2 separate regions of the Homo sapiens genome follow, and region 2 is linked to region 1. The links are chromatin loops, found by intact Hi-C in ENCODE. Cell type or tissue: PC-9. All regions are shown on one strand. Links, peaks and the distances in the headings refer to the core of each region. The heading gives the core; the rest is flanking DNA.

What was found. A loop is a pair of places that touch in the nucleus more often than their neighbours do. Peaks named below come from ENCODE experiments on the same cell type or tissue, not always from the same donor. Only the 100,000 strongest peaks of a DNase experiment are listed, where the experiment ranks them.
Region 2: it touches region 1 in a loop (1.8-fold over the local background); 1 of 110 quality-filtered maps calls a loop at or near these places.

Annotation. Positions count from the first base shown.
Region 1 is chr11:68,042,415-68,046,414 of GRCh38, forward strand. It overlaps TCIRG1 (T cell immune regulator 1, ATPase H+ transporting V0 subunit a3), which reads left to right. Exons shown (of 20, transcript NM_006019.4): 4 at 229-449; 5 at 532-617; 6 at 957-1,083; 7 at 1,157-1,239; 8 at 1,400-1,493; 9 at 1,718-1,930; 10 at 2,544-2,688. It overlaps MIR6753 (microRNA 6753), which reads left to right and starts at 2,380; the gene lies at 2,380-2,543. In PC-9, for the core only: a CTCF peak has its summit at 2,300 (motif pointing right); a DNase peak (open chromatin) is centred at 1,247; H3K4me3 peaks cover 326 bases; H3K27ac peaks cover 725 bases.
Region 2 is chr11:68,140,548-68,156,947 of GRCh38, forward strand. KMT5B (lysine methyltransferase 5B) reads right to left here. Exons shown (of 11, transcript NM_017635.5): 11 at 14,316-16,400. Among named protein-coding and RNA genes, the nearest start is that of CHKA-DT, 27 kb to the left of the region's middle. In PC-9, for the core only: no CTCF peak of the experiment used is centred there; DNase peaks (open chromatin) are centred at 8,492 and 9,774; H3K27ac peaks cover 1,890 bases.

The sequences.
Region 1 (4,000 bases), core at 1-4,000:
AGGCCCTCTTCTGAGTGGTGGCCAAGGGACTGGGGAGGGAGAGTGAGCCCAGACCTGAGCTCAGGGAGGGGAGCACAGCTTCTGGATGAAAGTTTGGCCGGGATTTTCTGGCCACCTCCACCTGGTGAATCCAGCAGCTGGTGGCCGATGGAGTTTGGGGCAGCAGGTGGGGCCCTCAACTGTTGAGACAACCTCAACTGCACCCCACTCCCGTTCCTCTGCGCCCAGCCTTCCTGCAGGAGGAGGTGCGGCGGGCTGGGCTGGTCCTGCCCCCGCCAAAGGGGAGGCTGCCGGCACCCCCACCCCGGGACCTGCTGCGCATCCAGGAGGAGACGGAGCGCCTGGCCCAGGAGCTGCGGGATGTGCGGGGCAACCAGCAGGCCCTGCGGGCCCAGCTGCACCAGCTGCAGCTCCACGCCGCCGTGCTACGCCAGGGCCATGAACCTCAGGTCAGCTCCCACCCAGGCAGGAGACTGGGGGGCTGGGGAGGGGCTGTCCAGCCTAGGGCTCATGGTGCTTCTGGGTTCCTAGCTGGCAGCCGCCCACACAGATGGGGCCTCAGAGAGGACGCCCCTGCTCCAGGCCCCCGGGGGGCCGCACCAGGACCTGAGGGTCAAGTGAGTGAGGGATGACCTCATGCCCTTTCTGGCCAGCCCAGAACCCCTGGCCAGTCGCTGGGCTGGGCCAGGCTGAGCTCCGACTCCTTGTCCAGTGCTCTCCCCAGGCTGGCCCCGCCTCCTCCTTCAGGCCCGGAACTTCCCACAGTCCCAAGCCCTAGCCCTAGGGGGTTCTCCTCTTCTGGTCCTGCCCGGGAGGCCTCCTGCCTTCCCCTGTGGGCAGGGCCAGTGTGCCCAATTGCCCGATTGCCCGTGCTGGGCAGGGTCCTGCCCGGGGGGCCTGGTGGGGGAGGCAGGGCAGGAGGTTGGAGCAGCCCTGCCCAGCCCCGTGGCCGCCAGCTTTGTGGCAGGTGCCGTGGAGCCCCACAAGGCCCCTGCCCTAGAGCGCCTGCTCTGGAGGGCCTGCCGCGGCTTCCTCATTGCCAGCTTCAGGGAGCTGGAGCAGCCGCTGGAGCACCCCGTGACGGTGAGCAGCTGGCGCTGGGCTGGGGGGTCCTGGGCAGAGCGGGACCCCAGAGTCAGCTGAGCCTGCTCTGCAGGGCGAGCCAGCCACGTGGATGACCTTCCTCATCTCCTACTGGGGTGAGCAGATCGGACAGAAGATCCGCAAGATCACGGACTGGTGAGTCACTGGGAACACCCGCCCCACCGCCCTGCTCCCCAGGCCCCTGCTGTCACCTCCCAGCCCGCCCTATCGTGACTCCTCCCCATGAGCTCCCTTCAGACTCAGAGTCTCGTAGCTGTGTCCTTCTGGCCCCTCACGCAGCGCATCCTCCCTCCAGCTTCCACTGCCACGTCTTCCCGTTTCTGCAGCAGGAGGAGGCCCGCCTCGGGGCCCTGCAGCAGCTGCAACAGCAGAGCCAGGAGCTGCAGGAGGTGGGTGCCCCCGGCCTTCCGGAGGCGGGTGTAGGAGGTGGGTGCCCCCGGCCTCCCGGAGGTGGGTGCAGGAGGTGGGTGCCCTGGCCTGGCCTCCAGGAGGTGGGTGCAGGAGGTGGGTGCCCTGGCCTGGCCTCCAGGAGGTGGGTGCAGGAGGTGGGTGCCCCCGGCCCAGCCACCCCACCTGCCTGCCCAGCCCCCGCTGACTGCCCACTCTGGCGCAGGTCCTCGGGGAGACAGAGCGGTTCCTGAGCCAGGTGCTAGGCCGGGTGCTGCAGCTGCTGCCGCCAGGGCAGGTGCAGGTCCACAAGATGAAGGCCGTGTACCTGGCCCTGAACCAGTGCAGCGTGAGCACCACGCACAAGTGCCTCATTGCCGAGGCCTGGTGCTCTGTGCGAGACCTGCCCGCCCTGCAGGAGGCCCTGCGGGACAGCTCGGTGAGCAGCCTGAGGCCTCGCCCCCTCTCCGCCCGCCCCTCCTACCAGGCCGGGGCGTTTCTGCCTCACTTCCAGCCTCTGGCTCCCTGCACCTGGGCTTTGCCTAGGGGCTCCTTCTCCTCCCAGCCTCCTCCATGGCCCACCGCTTCCAGGGAGTCTGCCCTGATGGCCCTGGCCCAGCAAGCCCTACCCTGACTTTCCTAAGTCCCTGGAGGCTGCACAGGATAGTTTTAAAGTCAGAAGCCTCATTCCAATCCAGGCCCCCCTGTGACCTTAGGCCTGCTCATGGTCTGTGGAACCGGTGTGATGCCCCTGCCTCCGGGGGTCACCCGCCGCGCACAGCAGGTGCTTGCGGGTGAGGCTGGGCTCCTTCTCCTGGGCCGTCCCTAGGAGGCAGCATGCTTGCCTTTCCCAAGCAATTGCCAATCCATGTGGTGTCTTTGGGCCCCCACCAGGGCAGAGCAGGGCTGATCATCTCACGTCAGAGAGAGGGGAAGGGGCTGCCCAGTGAGCCCCCACAGGGCTCTACATCTCCAGCTGGGCCTGGCTGGAGATCCCAGGGTCCCTGAAGGCCCCCGCCACCGTTCTGGTCTGTCTCTGCCCTGGCACCCAGATGGAGGAGGGAGTGAGTGCCGTGGCTCACCGCATCCCCTGCCGGGACATGCCCCCCACACTCATCCGCACCAACCGCTTCACGGCCAGCTTCCAGGGCATCGTGGATGCCTACGGCGTGGGCCGCTACCAGGAGGTCAACCCCGGTGAGAGCCACGGCATCCTTACCCGTGTCCTGGGAGGCTCAGCTGCCCCACTGGGTGGGTGTGAGCCTGAGGGGGAGGTATCTCCATCCTGGGCCTGGCCTGCCCTCCTGGGATGAGGGGCACACATCCCATCACTCTCAAGGGGCTGTTGGGCTCTGCAGCCAGTGTGAGGCTTTATGTCGGCCCCCAGCCAACTCCCCCTTGTTGAGTTTACAAGGGAGCCGGCACGGGCTTGTGCAAAGAACAGAGGCTGTGCGGTGGGCATGGCCCAGGTTGGAAGCCCATCTCGCCTACTTTGAGACATTTCTTAGCTTCTCTGAGCCTCAGCTGCCTCACCTGCAAAATGGAAATAATAGCGCAAACCTCAGAGGAATGTTGGGAAGCTTAGTGACTGTTGGAGACTGCAAGCTGGAGCCAGGGGCAGCCTTTGGTGTGGTTGCTTTGGTTGCACAGCTTTTTTTTTTTTTTTGAGATAGAGTCTTGCTCAGTTGCCCAGGCTGGAGTGCAATGGCATGATCTCGGCTCACTGAAACCTCCGCCTCCCAGGTTCAAGCGATTCTCCTGCCTCAGCCTCCCAAGTAGCTGGGATTACAGGCACGCACCACCACGCCTGGCTAATTTCATATTTTTAGTAGAGATGGGGTTTCACCATGTTGGTCAGGCTGGTCTTGAACCCCCGACCTCACGTGATCCACCCACACAGGCCGTTGGGGGCCCAAGCACCCTGACTCTTGCCCACTGGATGAGGCAGGGCCCCTCCCTGTCCTGTGACCAAGTCCCCTCCCGACATGGGCTCCACCACATCACACCCATGCTATGGGCCGGGCCCCCACTCAGTGTCACTGGGGGCACTGGGGGGTTTGCTGCTTCTGCAGGGCCAGTGTCCTGGGGCTGGATCTGGGCCCCAACAGGATTCCCCTGCACGTGGGCAGAGGCTGGTGCAGCTAGAGCATCACCTGGAGGCCCGTGGCAGATAGAATGCTGCCAGCTCAAAGCACCAGCCGTCGGGGCAGCGTGTTTGCCAGGGAAGCTGTAACAAAGTGCCACCGGCTACTGGCTTAAGGGGCAGACACGGTCCCACAGTCCTGGAGGCTGGAAGTCCAAGACCAAGGTGTCAGCAGGGGCCGGGGGCACTGGCTGATGCCTGTGATCTCAGCACTTTGGGAGGCTGTGGTGGGAGGAGGATCTCTGGAGTCCAGGAGTTCGAGACCAGCCTGGGCAACATAGCAAGCCCTTGTATCTTAAAAAAATAAAAGATGATGAGGTGTTGTCAGCAGGAGTGGCTCCTTCTGAGGCTGTCCAGGAAGATCTG
Region 2 (16,400 bases), core at 7,901-11,900, 110 kb after region 1:
TCTTAGACCCCTGGGAAGGCTAGGAAACCTGGCTTGGAAAGAAGGAGGAGCTCAAGGAGGCAGGAAGCTGCCCCACAGCCTGGGTTACCCCAGGAATAGGCTGGTCTAGGGGCCGCTGTAACCACTGCTGACACTGTGGATGTCACCATCAGGGACAGTGCCACTCTGGGACGCTGCAGCCATAGCCACTGGGAAGAGGTCCCAGTGGGCCCGGATTCTTTGTGGAGGAATCTATAGGCCTGAGCTCTAGAGGCTGGGAAATGGAGGGGCAAGTCTCTGGTCCCCATGCTCAACAAGACCCCCTCAGTGGGGAATTCCTCATTGCAGAAGGGGCACCAGATGCAGGGCAGCTAAACAAGCAGCCAGGGATTCCTACCCCGAGAAATGTCCTCTAAGACAATAACAGCCAGTATTTGTTGAGCTCTCACTGGGTGCCAGGCCCCTGTGCCAAACTTCCTACATGGATTATCACAAAGAATACTCACATTAGCCCTGTGGGGTGGGGGTTATTATTATCTTGATTTTGCAGACAAGGAGGCAGGCACAGAGCAATTTGGCAACCTGCCCAGGACCACACGCATGAGGAGCAGGAGGCGGCATTGCATTGGGGGCACCTGTGTGCCAGGTCAGTGCAGGGCACTTTGCAGTCCTCTTAGGGCTGAGGGCCTTGGACACTCAGCACCATTTTCCCTGCTCTGTGGCTGCAGGGGGCTGCAGGGGCTGGAAGCCTGACAGCCACGTTTCCTTGAAGCCCCTGCAGCAGGGTTCTGGGTTACAGCCTGTCAGTCACGGGCATTTGCCTGACACCTGGAAGGCTGTGGGGAGGTGCAGTGGCAGGCAGGGGTGGGCTTTGCCAGATGTGACACTTTGCCAGTGACTTCTGGGGGTCTCCTGGGGCTGACCAGCCCCCCTCCGAGTGGTGCATGCTCCTGCAATTCCTCCAGTCCTAGTTTCTTTTCTTTCTTTTTCTTAAGACAGGGTCTCTTTCTGTCACCCAGGCTGGAGTGCAGTGGTGCAATCATGGCTCATTGCAGCCTTGACCTCCCAGGCTCAAGCAGTCCTCCTGCCCCAGCCTCTTGAGTAGCTGGGACCACAGGCGTGCACCACCATGCCAGGCTACAAATCCTAACTTCTGGACCAGGTGTGGCTGCCCCTCAGCTCTTTGGAAGGTTTTGCAAGCCTCAAATTCCCCGTGTTCAGTCCTTTCCTGCTTGAAATGCCATTTTCCCAACTGAACCTTGATGAGGCAGAGGTGTTAAGGCAAAGCAGCTGGGCCTATAGGCCTGAGCTCTAGAGGCTGGGGAATGGAGGAACAAGGCTCTGGTCCCCGCGCTCAACAAGACCCCCTCAATGGGGAATTCCACATTGCAGAAGGGACACCAGGTGTGGGGCAGCTCAACAAGCAGCCAGGGCCTCCTACCCCAAGAAATGTCCTTCTAGGATAATAGCCAGCATTTGCCAAGCACTCACCGGTGCCAAGCCCCTGTGCCAAGCACTCACCGGGTGCCAGGCCCCAGGAGGCTGAGGCAGGACTGGCTTTAGAACAGGAAAGCTGGGGGTGCGAGCCCGGCTCTGCCAGTTCTGTGGGTTTGTGGTTTTTTGGTCGCTTCATGTGCCTGAGTCTCATTTTCCTGTTTCCTCATTTGGAACAGGCAGTGGTGGCGTCTCTCATGGGGACGTGGAGATAAACCAGGGCGACATCGGGGACACACAAGCCCAGTGCCTGCGGCGATGGCCGATGAGGCGCTCTTTCCATTTCCTGGTAGCAGATGAGGAAAGTGAGGCTCAAAGAGGTGATGTCATTTGCCCCAAATCACACAGTTGGGAGGTGGTGGGGTGCGAATTCAAACCCAGGAGTGTGAAGCTTCCAGCTCGTCTGTTTCTCCCTGGCTGTGGGTCAGTGCCCTGTGGGAGGCCAGGATGCCGGTCAGGGACTGGCATGGCAGGGTGAGGGGAGCAGGGTGGGCCAGCCTGCCTCCCCTCCCTCTCCTGGGGCTGCTGCCCTGTGGAGTAGGGGACTGCCATGGCCCTCACCTGTCCACCTTGTCTCCTTGCCTGGGCCTTGTCAGCCCTGTGCACTCCACAGGGCAGGGACAGGGCCTGCTGTTGACAGAAGTTCAGAACAAGGCAGTGCTTGGCCCTGGGTCCTGCGCAGATCAGTGCTGGGGCTGGCCTGGGGCCCGAGCTCAAGCCTCCGAATCCCCTTGCCCAGGCTGGACTCTTGCTGCACCGGGGCAGGTTGGCAGAGGCCTGGAGGTTTTCTCTGGGCTGCAGGTTGAGGCACCTGGGCTTGCAGACGCACGTCTGGCGGTCCAGCTTCCTCCCTGGCAGCCTCTCTCCTGCGACAGCAATATGGTGGTCTGCAGCTTCAGGCCAGCTCCATTGCTGCCCATGAGGCTACCCCAGTGGAGAGAGGTCACCTTGCCTCAGGGTCCCAGCTGAAGTCCCCAGGCTGCATCTCATTGGCCAGGCTTGGTGATATGTTCATCCCTGACCAGTCGCAGTGCCCGGGGGGTGCGCCCTCTCATAGGCCAGCCATGGAGTAGGCTGGGGTCAGAAAAGGCCTCTCCTCCCTGAGCCACATGAACTGAGAATGGGGAGGTGACCTTTCCAAAGAGGGGGTAATGGACTCTAGGAGTCAGAAGTAGTGAATGACCCGGACGGGGAAACGCAGGCCCCACTGTCGCCAGCCCTGCTGATGGTGGCCATCCTTTCTTCCTCACCTTGGCAGCAGGAGCTGGATGGAGTCTGGGGAGGTGGCAGGTACAGGCTGGAGCTCAGAGTGTGAGAGACAGTTGAGGATGGAATGTTCTCTTGGAGAAGCGAGAATAATGTCTCCTCCCCTTCTCCAAACAGCAAGTGCCCGGCCCAGCCTCTGTCTCAGGAAACTCTCTAACAGCCAAGATCAGGGCCTTATGGAGAGCTGACCCAAGGCCAGGCACTATGTTGGACACATCTGATGAGTCACTTCACTTCAGCCTTGCCAAAGCTTCATGAGCACCCATTTCACAGATGAAGAAACGGAGGCTCAGAAAGACAAACGTTTCAGCCAATAAGTGGCTGAATCTATGCTCAAACCTAGGTCTGTGTGATCCCAGACCCTGAATTCTACAAGTCCACCAAAAACTCCTCTTTATCTTCTTTTATTTTTTATGTATTTATTTATTTTTAGACAGAGTCTCACTCTGTCGCTCAGGCTGGAGTGCAGTGGCGCGATCTCGGCTCCTCTCCGCCCCATGGGTTCAAGTGATTCTCTTGCCTCAGCCTCCCTAGTAGCTGGGACTAAAGACGCACGCCACCACACCCCGCTAATTTTTGTATTTTTAGTAGAGACGGGGTTTCACCATGTTGGCCAGGAGGTCTCACTCTCCTGACCTCGTGATCCACCCACCTCGGCCTCTCAAAGTGTTGGGAATACAGGCGTGAGCCACCGCACCAGCCTATCTTCTTTTAAAAACATCATCAGTCCACCCTGGGTAATATGGCAAAATCCCATCTCTACAGAAAATACAAAAATTACCCAGGCATGGTGGCACATGCCTGTGGTCCCAGCTTCTTGGGAAGCTGAGGTGGGACGATCACCTGAGCCCTGGAGGTTGAGGCTCCAATGAGCCATGGTCATGCCACTGCACCCCAGCCTAGGCAACAGAATGAGACCCTGACTCACGATACATAAATAACTAAAAATAGCCAGGCGGGCTGGGCGCGGTGGCTCATGCCTGTAATCCCAGCACTCTGGGAGGCCGAGGCAGGCAGATCACGAGGTCAGGAGATCGAGACCACCCTGGCTAACACGGTGAAACCCCGTCTCTACTAAAAATACAAAAAAATTAGCCAGGCGTGGTGACGGGCGCCTGTAGTCCCAGCCATTTGGGAGGCTGAGGCAGGAGAATGGCGTGAACCCGGGAGGCAGAGCTTGCAGTGAGCCAAGATTGTACCACTGCACTCCAGCCTGGGCGACAGAGAAAGACTCCGTCTCAAAAAAAAAAAAAATAAAATAAAATAAAATAAAATAAAAACACATAAAACATCATCAGTGTCTTGTTAAAGTAGTGCTGTTCTAGTTGTAAACGAGTTAGTGTGAGGTTGTGGGCCATGTCTGAGGCCTCAGCTCTCAGCCCAGGAAATAAGGCTGTTGTGAGTGAGTAAGGTGGGGGTGAAGGATGTGGGAGGGGGGCTCTACTTCCAAAGTTGCTGAGGCAGTGTTGAAGGCCGCAGGACACTTCCTCACCACTGTGGCCCAACTCTTCTTTCTCCCTCAAAACCCAGCTCGAAGGACACTTCCTCCCAGAAGTCTTCTCTGCTGTGCCTATAACCCTCCCCTGACCCCAGGAAGACACACACACACACACACACACACACACAACTTCTCTGTGTACTCCATCCCCTACGTTGTACTCATCAAAGCCCCAACCATAGTGTGTGTGTGTGGTGTGTATGGTGTGTATGGTGTGTATGGTGTGTGTGTGTGTGTGTGTGTGTGTGTGTGTGTCTGTCTGTCTGTCTCCTCGGTCAGACTGGGACAACCTGAGGGCAAGGAGAGGGAATTCCCTGATGCCCAAGGTGTGCCCCGTGTAGATCATGGTACAGAGTGGAGGCTCAGCAAACAGAGCATAAATGAATGAGTGAGTGAATGAATGCATGGAATCTTGGGGTGAGTTTCCCTGAAGACAGCCCCAGGGTGCTGTGGCTGTAGGAGCTGGACCGTCTAGTGCCTTGGTCTGGGGGTGGCTGAAGCTGGAGGAGGGAAAGAGGCCAGTCCTTTGCAGCTTCTGGAGGCCAGAGTCCAAGGTCAGCTTCTCTCAACAGGACCCCTCTGAACCCGGCTGACACCACGGCCTTTGGAAGCCATGTGGTCAGTAACACGCTGTCACCCTTACTGCAGTCTGTTCACCTGACCTAATGACTGGGAACCTCAGGTCTGTGACTCAATGCCCAGAATGCTGTCTGGTATGGGGGTATGGGTCACACCTGGCTCATCTCCAGGACAGCCCTGTTCTGCGTGTCTGCCAGCCAAGGGGTCACGTGCTAACCTGGCTGCCCCACTGGGGGTGGGAGGGGCAGCTTCAGGATGGGGCCGCATCAGGCCCCATCTCCCTACCAGGCCCGTCAGTGGGCACCCTGAGCCTCTCTCTCTCATTCCTTCTTTTGAGCCTGCAGCACTACTCCCCGACCAAAGCACACTTTCCCTTCTCGTCTGGAGGAGAGATGGGGCCTCGTGCCAGCTCTGCCCCTGCCTGACACACACGCTTGGCCCGTCACTGAGCCTCAGTTTCCCTCTCTGTATTTCTTGGCTGTGCAAAGGCAGTCGGGGGAGGCTGGCCCTTTAAGCTGGATGAGGCTGGTATTTTGTGTTTTTTTTTGAGACGAAGTCTCACTCTGTCACCCAGGCTGGAGTGCAATGGCGCGATCTTGGCTCACTGCAACCTCCGCCTCCTGGGTTCAAGTGATTCTCCTGCCTCAGCCTCCCAAGTAGCTGGGATTACAGGTGCCCACCACCACACTCAGCAAATTTTTTGTATTTTTAGTAGAGACGGGGTTTTGCCATGTTGGGCAGGCTGGTCTTGAACTCCTGACCTCAGGTGATCCGCCCGCCTTGGGAGGCTGGGTTTTTGAGCTTTGTGCTGTTGGGGCCCAGCCCTCAGGGCCGCGTGGGAACCCCCGGGGCGGGGTGTTCTATACCAGGAAGTAGGCAGAGGGCCAGCCCGAGGACAGTTCGTTTCTTGCCAGTCCCCTGACCTCTCTTGGCACACAGCCTGTGGCAGCAGCAGGTTGAAGCCAGACGCTGCTCAGACCTCACACCACGTCGTTTGCCCAACCCAGAGAAAGCTCTGTCCCCGGCTTCTGGCTCCTTCTCTGCCAGGACTCACTGGGTGTGATGAGTTGGTCTTGGGGCACTGTCTGGGCACAGCCTGTTTGCCCAACATGGCCTCCTGGGCTCCATGCTTCCGCAGGTGGGAGGGGTCTGGACTGGCCCAGGGGCTCTGACAGCGGCTGGCAACCTGAGGTTTTGACTTCAGGGTGACCTGAATCCTGCCGCATTATGGAGGCTGGAGTCTCTGGGGGCTGCTTTCCCAGAGAAGAAGCTCCTTCCCCATCAGCCTGACATTGGCTCCAAGGACTCCATGTGGCTGGAGGGCTCAGGGCTAAGGGGAGGGAAGCCCCGGGATGGCAGTGAGGGGTGAGGGAAGATTTGGGAGGTGACATCTACAAAGAGACCTGAGCGGGTGGGGCAAAGAGGGGGTCCCAGGCAGAGGGAGAAGCAAGTGCAAAGACCTTCATAACCCAGGGGAGCGCTGAGACCACCGACCAGCAGCACCCCCACTTCTTCAAGCCACCACTCCTCAGGGCCTCCCAGGGGTCCCCAGCCTGGAGCACCCCATGTGGTAGAGCTGGTAGGCTGGGGGACACTGGGGACTGCTGTCCCACTTGGAGCCTCGGGCTACTCCGCCCAGGAGCAGCGATGTGGAACCTTGTTGGATTTTCATGTTCCCAAACATCCAGGAGACACACAGTTGTGAGTTTCCAGCCAGGCGATCTCTAAGGCCAGAGCAGCCCTTGTGGGTGTCAGTGAGGAAGGGCAGAAAGACTCTGGCCTCAAGCTCAGCTCCCTGCTGCAGGGAGTTGAACGCCCCTTTGGTGAGTGGCTCTAGCTAAACAAACACGTGTTATCATCTGTCAATAGCGGCCACCTCCTTGCTGGCTGGGCTGCTGCTGGCTCAAAGCCCAGAGCAGCCCTTCCGGGGCACTGCCTGCCACAGCCAACAGTCAGGGAAGGGCAGCTACTGCCCTGGGTTCAAGCCCGGGCTACCCCTGCTCCTGCTCACTGTGTGTCCCCAAGCAAGTCACTGTCCCTGCCTCTCTGTACAGTGGGAGGCCTGGATCTCTCTGCTCTGGGAAGACACCCAGCCCTGGAATGGTTGGGCCACACTTGGGGCTGGGGGCCAGGAGGAAGTTGGAGGGCTGGGCTGGGGCTGGGGCTGATTAGTTGAAGCCAGTAGAAAAGTACAGGCTTTGCTATTAGATTCCAGGAAATAACAAAAGCTGCTAACAGTTACCGAATGCTTACCACGCACCCGACGTGGTGCTCACGCATCTTTTGCTGTTTTATTTCATCCTTAGTGAGTTGGGTACTATTATCATCTCCATTTTACAGAGCAGAAACTAAGGCTCAGATAGGAGACGCTGCAAAATCAGGAGGTGGTGAAGACAGAATGTGCCCCTAGGGTGCTGATCAGGGCCCTCACCTAGAGGCAGATGCCCCCATCTCCTAAGGTCAATGGTCCTCAGCTATCATCCCTTTTTTTTGTTTTTTGAGGTGGAGTCTCGCTTTGTCGCCCAGGCTGGAGTACACGATCTGGGCTCACTGTAAGCTCCGCCTGCCGGGTTCACACCATTCTCTTGCCTCAGCCTCCTGAGGAGCTGGGACTACAGGCGGCCGCCACCACGCCTGGCAAATTTTTTGTATTTTTAGTAGAGACAGGGTTTCACCATGTTAGCCAGGATGGTCTCGATCTCCTACCCGCCTCAGCCTCCCAAAGTGCTGGGATTATAGGCATGAGCCACCACGTCCGGCCAGCTATCATCCCCTTTTAAACTTTCTGGACTGGCCACGCTGAACTTCTCACCCTCCTTTCCATAAGACACCCTGTCCTTCCATGTCTCCAGGACTTTGCAGGTGTCCACCGCCTCTGCCCTTTGGGCTTATGAACTCCTATTCATCTCTCAGGACCCTTCTTAATTTTACCTCCTCCATGAAGCCTGCTTTGCTTGGTTCCCCAGCAGAAACAGGGGGCACTCTCCTTGGTCCTCCTGCCACGCTTCTTCCACACATGCATCCTGGCAATTACCACATTTTACTGATGTTCGTGTGTGTTTCCCTGGAGGGAAAGGAGTGGGTTTCAATCACCCCCATATCCCCTGTGCCTTTTGAGTGACCAGCCGTTATTCGGCACTCAAATAGGGAAGGCTGTCAGGGGAGCAGCTGACTGCAGAGAGACTGCCTTGGAAGGAGGAGAGGCCCGGGGGTGGAGCGGAGGTTTCGGGTAAACAGAGGCGGCCTGACTGACAGAGGGGCATCAGCCAGGGGAAAATAGAACCGGGATCCAGGATCGTCTGAGTACGCAGCTGAGCTGGAGAAGGTTGTAATGAAGGCAGTTTGAGCAGGTGTCAGCTGAGGAGGGCAGAGGTTAGGGGCAGAGCAGGGCGCATGAGGTGTCTGGGGTGCACCCACAGACTGTTGAGGCAGGACACGGGTACCAACTGACTTGGGTGCCAGACCCATGTGAAGGGCACGATGGGCACTCTCCTGCTGAATCCTCAACAAACCCAGAGCGCTTTCACTCCCTCTGCTTTACAAGTTACAAATCTGAGGTTTGGGAACAAGTGAGGCAGGGCAGGTGCCCCCCAACCTTGCCCCAGGCCAAGTGGGTGCCTGAGTCAACTCTGGTCCACTTGGATGACAGTCATGTGCCACCACACCTAGCTCAGCCTCCCCAGCTTGCCGCTTACCGCAGAAGAAAAACATGGTTTGACTAGCAAGAGGAGGAAATTAGAGTTTTGTGTATAGAAGAGTCACTCTGGGCCGGGCGCAGTGGCTCACACCTGTAATCCCAGCACTTTGAGAGGCCAAGGTGGGTGGATCACTTGAGGTCAGGAGTTTGAGACCAGCCTGGCCAACACGGTGAAACCCTTTCTCTACTAAAAGCATAAAAATTAGCCGGGTGTAGTGGCAGGCGCCTGTAATTCCAGCTACTCGGGAGGTTGAGGCATGAGAATCGCTTGAACCCAGGAGGTGGAGGTTGCAATGAGCCAAGATCGTGCCACTGCACTCCAGCCTGGGCGACAGAGTGAGACTCTGTCTCAAAAAAAAAAAAAAAAAAAAAAAGGAAAAAGAAGAGTCACTCTGGAGAACAGCTAAGTCCAAGACTCCTGGCCTGTAGCTTCCAGTCACGTTCTATCAGTGCTCAACTTGCCATCCCCACTGAGGCTGGTGTGATGAAATCAAAATTACCTGACCCCGGCCTGCTGCTCAGGGAGTAACCACACTCATGAAGAGTGGCAAAAGTGTAACGTGCTTTGCAGACGTGCTTATGAGATGTAAATTGCCTTTCGGTAAATAGAACCCTGCTTCCCATTCATGTAATTATAGCTTCCAGCCTCTGCCCCATGAGAGAAAACACTTGTCCTGAGGGGAATCACAGTAATAATTTAGAGAATAACACAAGAAACCTTCTCCTCATCAAATGCAGTTATTCCTTTGCCCCGGATGACATTTCTGTCAAGTCGCTATTAAAATCACCAAGTCCAGGCTGGGCATGCTGGCTCACACCTGTAATCCCAGAAGTTTGAGAGGCCGAGGTGGGTGGATCACTTGAGGTCACGAGTTCAAGACCAGCCTAGGGAACATGGTGAGACCCCGGCCCCCACCCCCATCTCTACTAAAAATACAGAAAATTAGCTGGGTGTGGTGGTCTGTGCCTGTGGTCCCAGCTACTTGGGAGACTGAGGTGGGAGGATCGCCTGAACCCAGGAGGTCGAGGCTGCAGTGAGCCAAGATTTCACCACTGCACTCCAATCTTGGGCAACAAAGCAAGACCTTGTCTCAAAAAAAAAAAAAAAAGAAAGAAAGACAGGAAAAACAAAACAAAACGAAAAAAACACTAATCGTCAAGTCCAGCAGCCTGCCTGGCTGGAGGAAACCTCGGACTTCCTTTGCTGTCTCTAGGCATGCTCCGCTCCCCTCCAGTTTGACTCACCCTTTCAGATAACAAGAGGCCTGCCCCCATGGAGTGCCTGAGGGCCAGCAAACACCTGTGGCTTCCTAGGAGCCCGTGCTTTGGGCAGTGGCACCTCTCCCACTTTTCAAGCTCCCTAAGCATATTTGACAGTGGGCGTGGATCACCCCACTTATCTGGGGCATAATCTTTAGACAGACTTCTCCTGGCCCCACATAACTGCATGGAAAGTGGGTAGAAAGCAATGATTCCTATTTTTCGCCCATAGGGATTCTTTTTTTTTTTTTTTTTTTTTTGAGACAGAGTCTCGCTCTGTCACCAGGCTGGAGTGCAGTGGCGTGATCTCGGCTCACTGGAACCTCCGCCTCCCAAGTTCAAGCGATTCTCCTGCCTCAGCCTCCCAAGTAGCTGGGACTGCAGGCGTGTGCCACCACACCTGGCTAATTTTTTGTATTTTTAGTAGAGACAGGGTTTCACCGTGTTAGCCAGTTTGGTCTCGATCTCCTGACCTCATGATCTGCCTGCCTCGGCCTCCCAAAGTGCTGGGATTACAGGCGTGAGCCACCGTGCCCGGCCTTTTTTTTCTTTTAAAGAGATGGATCGGTCTTGCTATGTTGCCCAGGCTGGACTCCTGGGCTCAAGTGATCCTCCAGCCTCAGCCTCCCAAGTAGACCCACAGGAATGCCGAGGAGACAGAGACTTTCAGAATCACCCTGGCAAAGGTGGGGCTGCGCAGCTGGGGCTGGGGGTCTCTGGAACACTGGCAGCTCTGTGGTCCTTACCTGTGCTCTCTAGATATTTGAGATGAGCCTGGGCAATATAGGGAGAAGCCCGTTTCTACAAAAAGTAAAAAAATTAGTGGGGCATGGTGGTGCGCACCTGTTGTTCCAGCTACTCAGCAGGAGGCTGAGGCAGGAGGATTGCTCAGGTCTGGGAGGTCAAGGCTACAGTGAGGCATGGTCACACCACCGTACTCCAGCCCGGGTGACAGAGTGAAACCCTGTCTCAAAAAAACAAAACAAAAACAAAAAACAAGCTGGTGCCTTGGAGCCTGGGGTTAATGTCTGCCTCTGTCACTTGCCACCAGCTGCACAATCTCAGGCAGGCCGATTTCCTTGTTTATTAAGGCCCCAGAGCACCACCACCCTGAGTGGGGTATTCCCCGTTCGTTTCCCCACAGGCCCAGTTTCTGTATGGCTCCCTGTATGGAGTGTGGTAGCCCCCCAAGGCATGTTGCTTTGTTCCCTGAGCCCCAGAAGCCTGCACTCACTGGAAGTCCACTGGAGGCCCACCATGAAGGTTGTCTGCCATCCTCTTGGGTGACCCATGCCATGATTTCTCACAACTGTGACCACTCCACTACCAGGGTCCCGACTAGGACCTTGTTCTCACAGGAAAGTGTGGCCCCTCCAGAGCTCTGAGCGCCTGTTCTCCGCCTGCCCTCCACACTTGCTTACTGCTCCAATGCTTGGCAGTCCTCTGCCCACAGGGAGCCTCCAGGATTCAAACACCTCCACCTTCACCTGTCTAGTGACCCACTCAGCTCACAGACTTGCCTTTTCTTCCCTAACCTGCAGGTATGCACGGCTTCTCATGCAACCCCTTCTCCTGCCAACCTGAACCCTAGGGCCCCCAGCCCTGCTGTCTTCTGTGGTCTCCACCTGGGTAAAGGCCCACGTGTGCCTGAGAGGCTCACACCTGTGCAGGGAAGTGCTGGCCACCAGCCTGGGCTCAGGACACTGACCTGGTACCTTGAAAGTGATGAGTAGATATTTCTTTAATGAATGATAACTAGGTTTCTACAGTCAGCATGCTTTCCCATTCTCAATTTCAAACCTCCTTCTTACTCCTCAAACCTCCTGGCCCTCCTGTCTTCACTCTCATCTGCCTCCTACTTACCAGACAAGAGAAAACCTCACTCTGGACTGGCTCCCTCACCACATCCCAAATCCTCTTTTCCTCCTGGAAGGAAGACGGATCTACTCTCTGAAGACCCCCCTGAGGCCCTACTCCAAGTAACTCCTTCACTTTCTTTCTCAGAACACACTTACTATGCAAGCTCCCCGCCTCCAAGATTCAACTTGGGTCTCCTATTAATGAAATGAACCTCCTCCCTTCCCAGTGGTCATCCTCTCTCGTTCCTCCTTCACAAACTTTGCCTCCACCCTCTCAACCCATCCGGCTCTTCCTTGAAGCACTGACCTAAGCTCAGCTCTCCGAAGTCGAGGACCAACAGCGGGGGAGCAGCCTTTCCTGCCGCCCCCAGGCCTCAGTGAGGGTGGGTGCAGGGGCTGCCCTCAGCCAGCTCCCTAGGCTAGCTCACTGCTGTGGTCTGAGCATGGCCCCAGGTTCATGCTGGAAACTCAGCCCCCAGTGCAACAGTGTGTTGAGAAGTGGGGTCTAAGAGGCAATTCGGTCATGAAGGCCCTGCCTCATGAATGAATGGATTAATGCCATTATCGTGGGAGTGGGCTCCCAATAGAAGTCAAGCCCCTTCCCCTCTCTGCAGCACGGGACGATGCAGCAGAAAGGTCTTCCTCGCCAGAATCGGCCCCTCCATCTTGAACTTCCCAGCCTCCAGAACCATGAACCAAACAAACGTCTATTGGTTCTAAATTGCCCAGTCTGTGATATTGTGATAGCAGTACAAAGAGACCAAGACACCCACTCTCATGGCTTTGATTTTACCCCACATTGAAGATTCAAATCTTGTTCCCTGCTCCAAACCCCAAGAACGTACTAGGTGCTCAAACAACACGGAAGTGCACCTTCACTCCTGCCACACTGGGCCCCAGCTGCTCAGGGCCTCACACTGGTTCCAGCGGTCTGGTGTGCCTGAGCAGGCCCAGCAGCGCTCTGCCTCCCTTCAGCCAGAGTAGACTCAACAAGGTGGGCTGCCCCAAAAAGACCTAAGTCACTGTTTACTGCAAGTCAGCTGAAAACCCCACAAACCTGGCAAGGAGGACGCGGGATCTGGCAACAGATCTGGCTTTTTCAGAACATTACCAAAGCAATCTCTACGGGCCTGCGTCTGTCTTCTGTCCTCCAGATTAGCAGCTTTACAACAGTTTCCATGAATATGTGTTAAGCTTAACGGCCTGGGAGAAAATAAGTGGCAGATGGTGGAGGCAGTGTTAGTGAGCGACCCCCTTTCCCAGTCTTGGCCATTCACACACACTGCCCCTAGCAATCCCTGGTACCCTTTTGGAAGAATCCAAATTTACTTTTCAGCCGGGCATGGTGGCTCATGCCTGTAATCCCAGCACTTTGGGAGGCTGAGATGGGCAGATCACTTGAGGTCAGGAGTTCAAGACCAGCCTGGCCAACATGGTTAAACTCCATCTCTACCAAAAATACAAAAATTAACCCAGCATGGTGGCGGGCGCCTGTAGTCCCAGCTACTTGGGAGGCTGATGCAGGAGAACCGCTTGAACCTGGGAGGTGGAGGTTGCAGTGAGTCAAGATTGTGCCACTGCACTTCAGCCTGGGCAACAGAGTGAGACTCCGTCTCTAAATCAATAAATTTCCTTTTCCCCTGGGCTCTATCATTAGCAAACACAAGTAATGCCCATGTGCTCTAGGACATCAGGGAGGGAGTAAACCTCACCTTCCTTTGCATGCGAGGGTCACACGTGCCATAGTCACAGGGAGTGCCCTGGAGCTGGCAACTTGCTTGTACTCTGCTCTGGGTGCGACTGGGTTCTGCAGCAGAGTACGCAACGGTGCAGCAGGTCAGTGACAGAAAGTTGACATTTGAGAAACGAGTCACACAAGGGCTCCCGGCAAGTTAGCTACCATTGGCTATTGGAAGAGTAGAGAGAAAACCTGAGATGCTGAACAAGACTCCTAAGTACTTAACAGACATGCCACGCTTAGCCTTTTTCTATACTGGGAACCCAAGTTTGGGTGGATACTTCAATCAATTAGGAAAAATCAATAATCAATACTTGACTAGTCCCGTGTGTGCAGCACTCACCCAGATTATCCTCATGAGTGAATGCAGCTCAACCAGAAACTTAACTGATGACGGGACCAGGCGTCCACACTGATCTCCGGCACAGAATGATGCTGGGTGCCAGGAAAGAGATGTGGAGATTAAGCAGCTTGCTCAGGGATACTCAGATGTTGCAGGTTTCCTCTCTCCTGTACAGTCATATTTCAACAGTAAATGGGTGAAAAAAGGACCCAGGCCAGTCATGAGTATGCTAACTTTGACCAATACGGAGAGGGGGGAAAAAAACAACTCCAAGTAATCAGGAACTATTAATGCATTTGGGTTGCAAAAGCCTTCGATGTTATTGTGCTCCATGTTGAGGGCAAACATTTCTTGGGTTCAAGGACTAGGAAGGTATGTAGTTTAGTCTCCCTACTAAAAGAAGAATGTATGTTTACCCTCTCTTCTCTTAAAAATGAGTGGCACCAGACACAAGAGACCAGGGCCCAGAGAACTCAACACTCACAGGTATTGAAAAGCTTTAGAAATTGATTTTACAAATTGTTTTACATGAAAATTTTGTGGAGAAAGTCACCACTTTGATCTTTTTTTTTTCTTTTCAGATACAGTGAACACCGGCCAAATTGTTTTAATTTCCGAATTTATTAAAATGATTAACCTCAATACTGCAAGTGCATGTACAAAATATTTGTAAAAAATGTTTTTAATGAAACGTTAAAGAACTTACCTCAAATGCTGAAAAAGTCCTTTTTCATTCTTTCAGTACAAGGAATACATTGTATCTCAAAAGTATTACAACTCAGCAAAAACAATTTATAACAGTAATTTGAAAATGATTGAAAATTGAATACTTTACATATATTTCTATGATCATCTCCTAATTCTTACAATGCCAAAATCTTAACCAATCATTGCATAAGCTCAAGCTAAGAGTTTTATTGAATGCAACCTCTTCTAAACTGGTCAACGGTGTGTGGCTGTCACCATTCCACACGGTGAAGTTCTACAGCAGATCCGGAACAGTTCCGAGGCCCCTACCTTTACCAACGGAAATTAGGTTTCCCTAGAAGGCATCAACAGTGGCTGCTGAGTGCTTGTGCATACCGACTCCTGAGAGGCAGTGATTTACTACCAAATGTCACTGCTTTGAGACCCATGGGAAGGTTGGCCTCCAAAGAGGAGGCCATGATAAAATTAAAACATCAAAAATAAGTTACTAAAATTCAGCTGAAAAATGAAAATGGGAAATGTGTTTTGTCACTTTTTAAGATCGAAATTCCCAAAATAGCTATCGTTGGTATTCAAATAAGGTTTAAGATTTAGTCTCTGAACCTCTTCAAAACACCCCAAACTAAGGTGGGAATACAAGAGGTGACCCGCTGCCCTCCAGCACCTCCAGACACAGGGTCTACCTTCATCTTCCTCAGTGGCAGGGGTTCACATTTCTATGCAGGGACCCCATGAGGGCTGGACGTGCTCTGCAAAGTGCTCCGGGTGCCTCGGACAGGTGCTCCTGAGAGGCTGTGTGGGCTGCCCTACTTCACTGTTGAAGACCTCCAGACGCAGTGAACGGGGGTATGGGTGGGTGTGGAAGAAGGTCTACCACATGCTTTCCAAACGCCTGAGGAGTTCGACTGCACCACAACAAACAAGGATGAGACTATGTAAGACTGCAGAAGTAGTTCCTTAGAGAACCAGGAGAAAACAATCTACTTTCTAAAAATGTTCATGAGTCTTAATTTCTATTTGGAACCTATGGGCAATCAACAGTCTTAAGGAGCGTCATTGAAACAATATCCCCCCAAACCTGGAAACTAGTAGGAATCAATTAGTAGTAACAGTAAGCATTGAGATTTTCTCCACTGGACTTTTCATGACCTTCAGATTCCTTTTCATATTTCAAGACATGGGCTACTTTCCTATAGACACTATACAAATCCCCTGAATTGATTTTTACTTAGGAACACTGTATATCAGAAAGTACAGGTACACATTTCCCAGAAATAAAGAGACCTACTGGTGTCAAACACCTGTTACAGATTTATATTCCCAAATTCTCTGTCCAATGATTTGCAAAATAATCCAGAGAAATGAAAAGAACCTGGTATTGAACATAAAGTAGTAATAAAAATTTGCTCATTAAGTTAATTAAAATTAATTTCTCAAAGTGCTTCAAAAAACAAATTAAATCTGACTCCTTTTTGTTTAACTGATAATATAGTCAAAAAAATCTTTGATGTTTTCATAATAAACTAACATAAACTAACATAAGCCAAGAACTCCCACTGATGCAGTGCTTAAAACTATATATTTATAATTTCCTATTTTATTGGCATGAATATTTCTAAACTTAAAAACCTTCCTGGTAAGTTCTTTTAATTTCTTATGACAAAAATTTCTCACAACACACAAATATTTACAACATATACATTGTTTTCAGTTCTTTACATTGAATCTCAAAGACAAACTTTTTTTATAGGTTACCACAGAACAAAAGCTGTGACTCATGTTTTTATTTCATAAACTATTATAAGTTAAAGTGAATAGATTTTTTTAATATTCCTTGTAGCATTTTACAAGTGCAACAGAAAACTTGAAGAACCAAATTAAGATAGCTGTAGTTCATTAGATAAATGTTGCTTGTTGTCATCACGTTGTTCACAGCAAATTTTTGAAAAAATAAGCACCAATCATTCTTGCAAAGAACA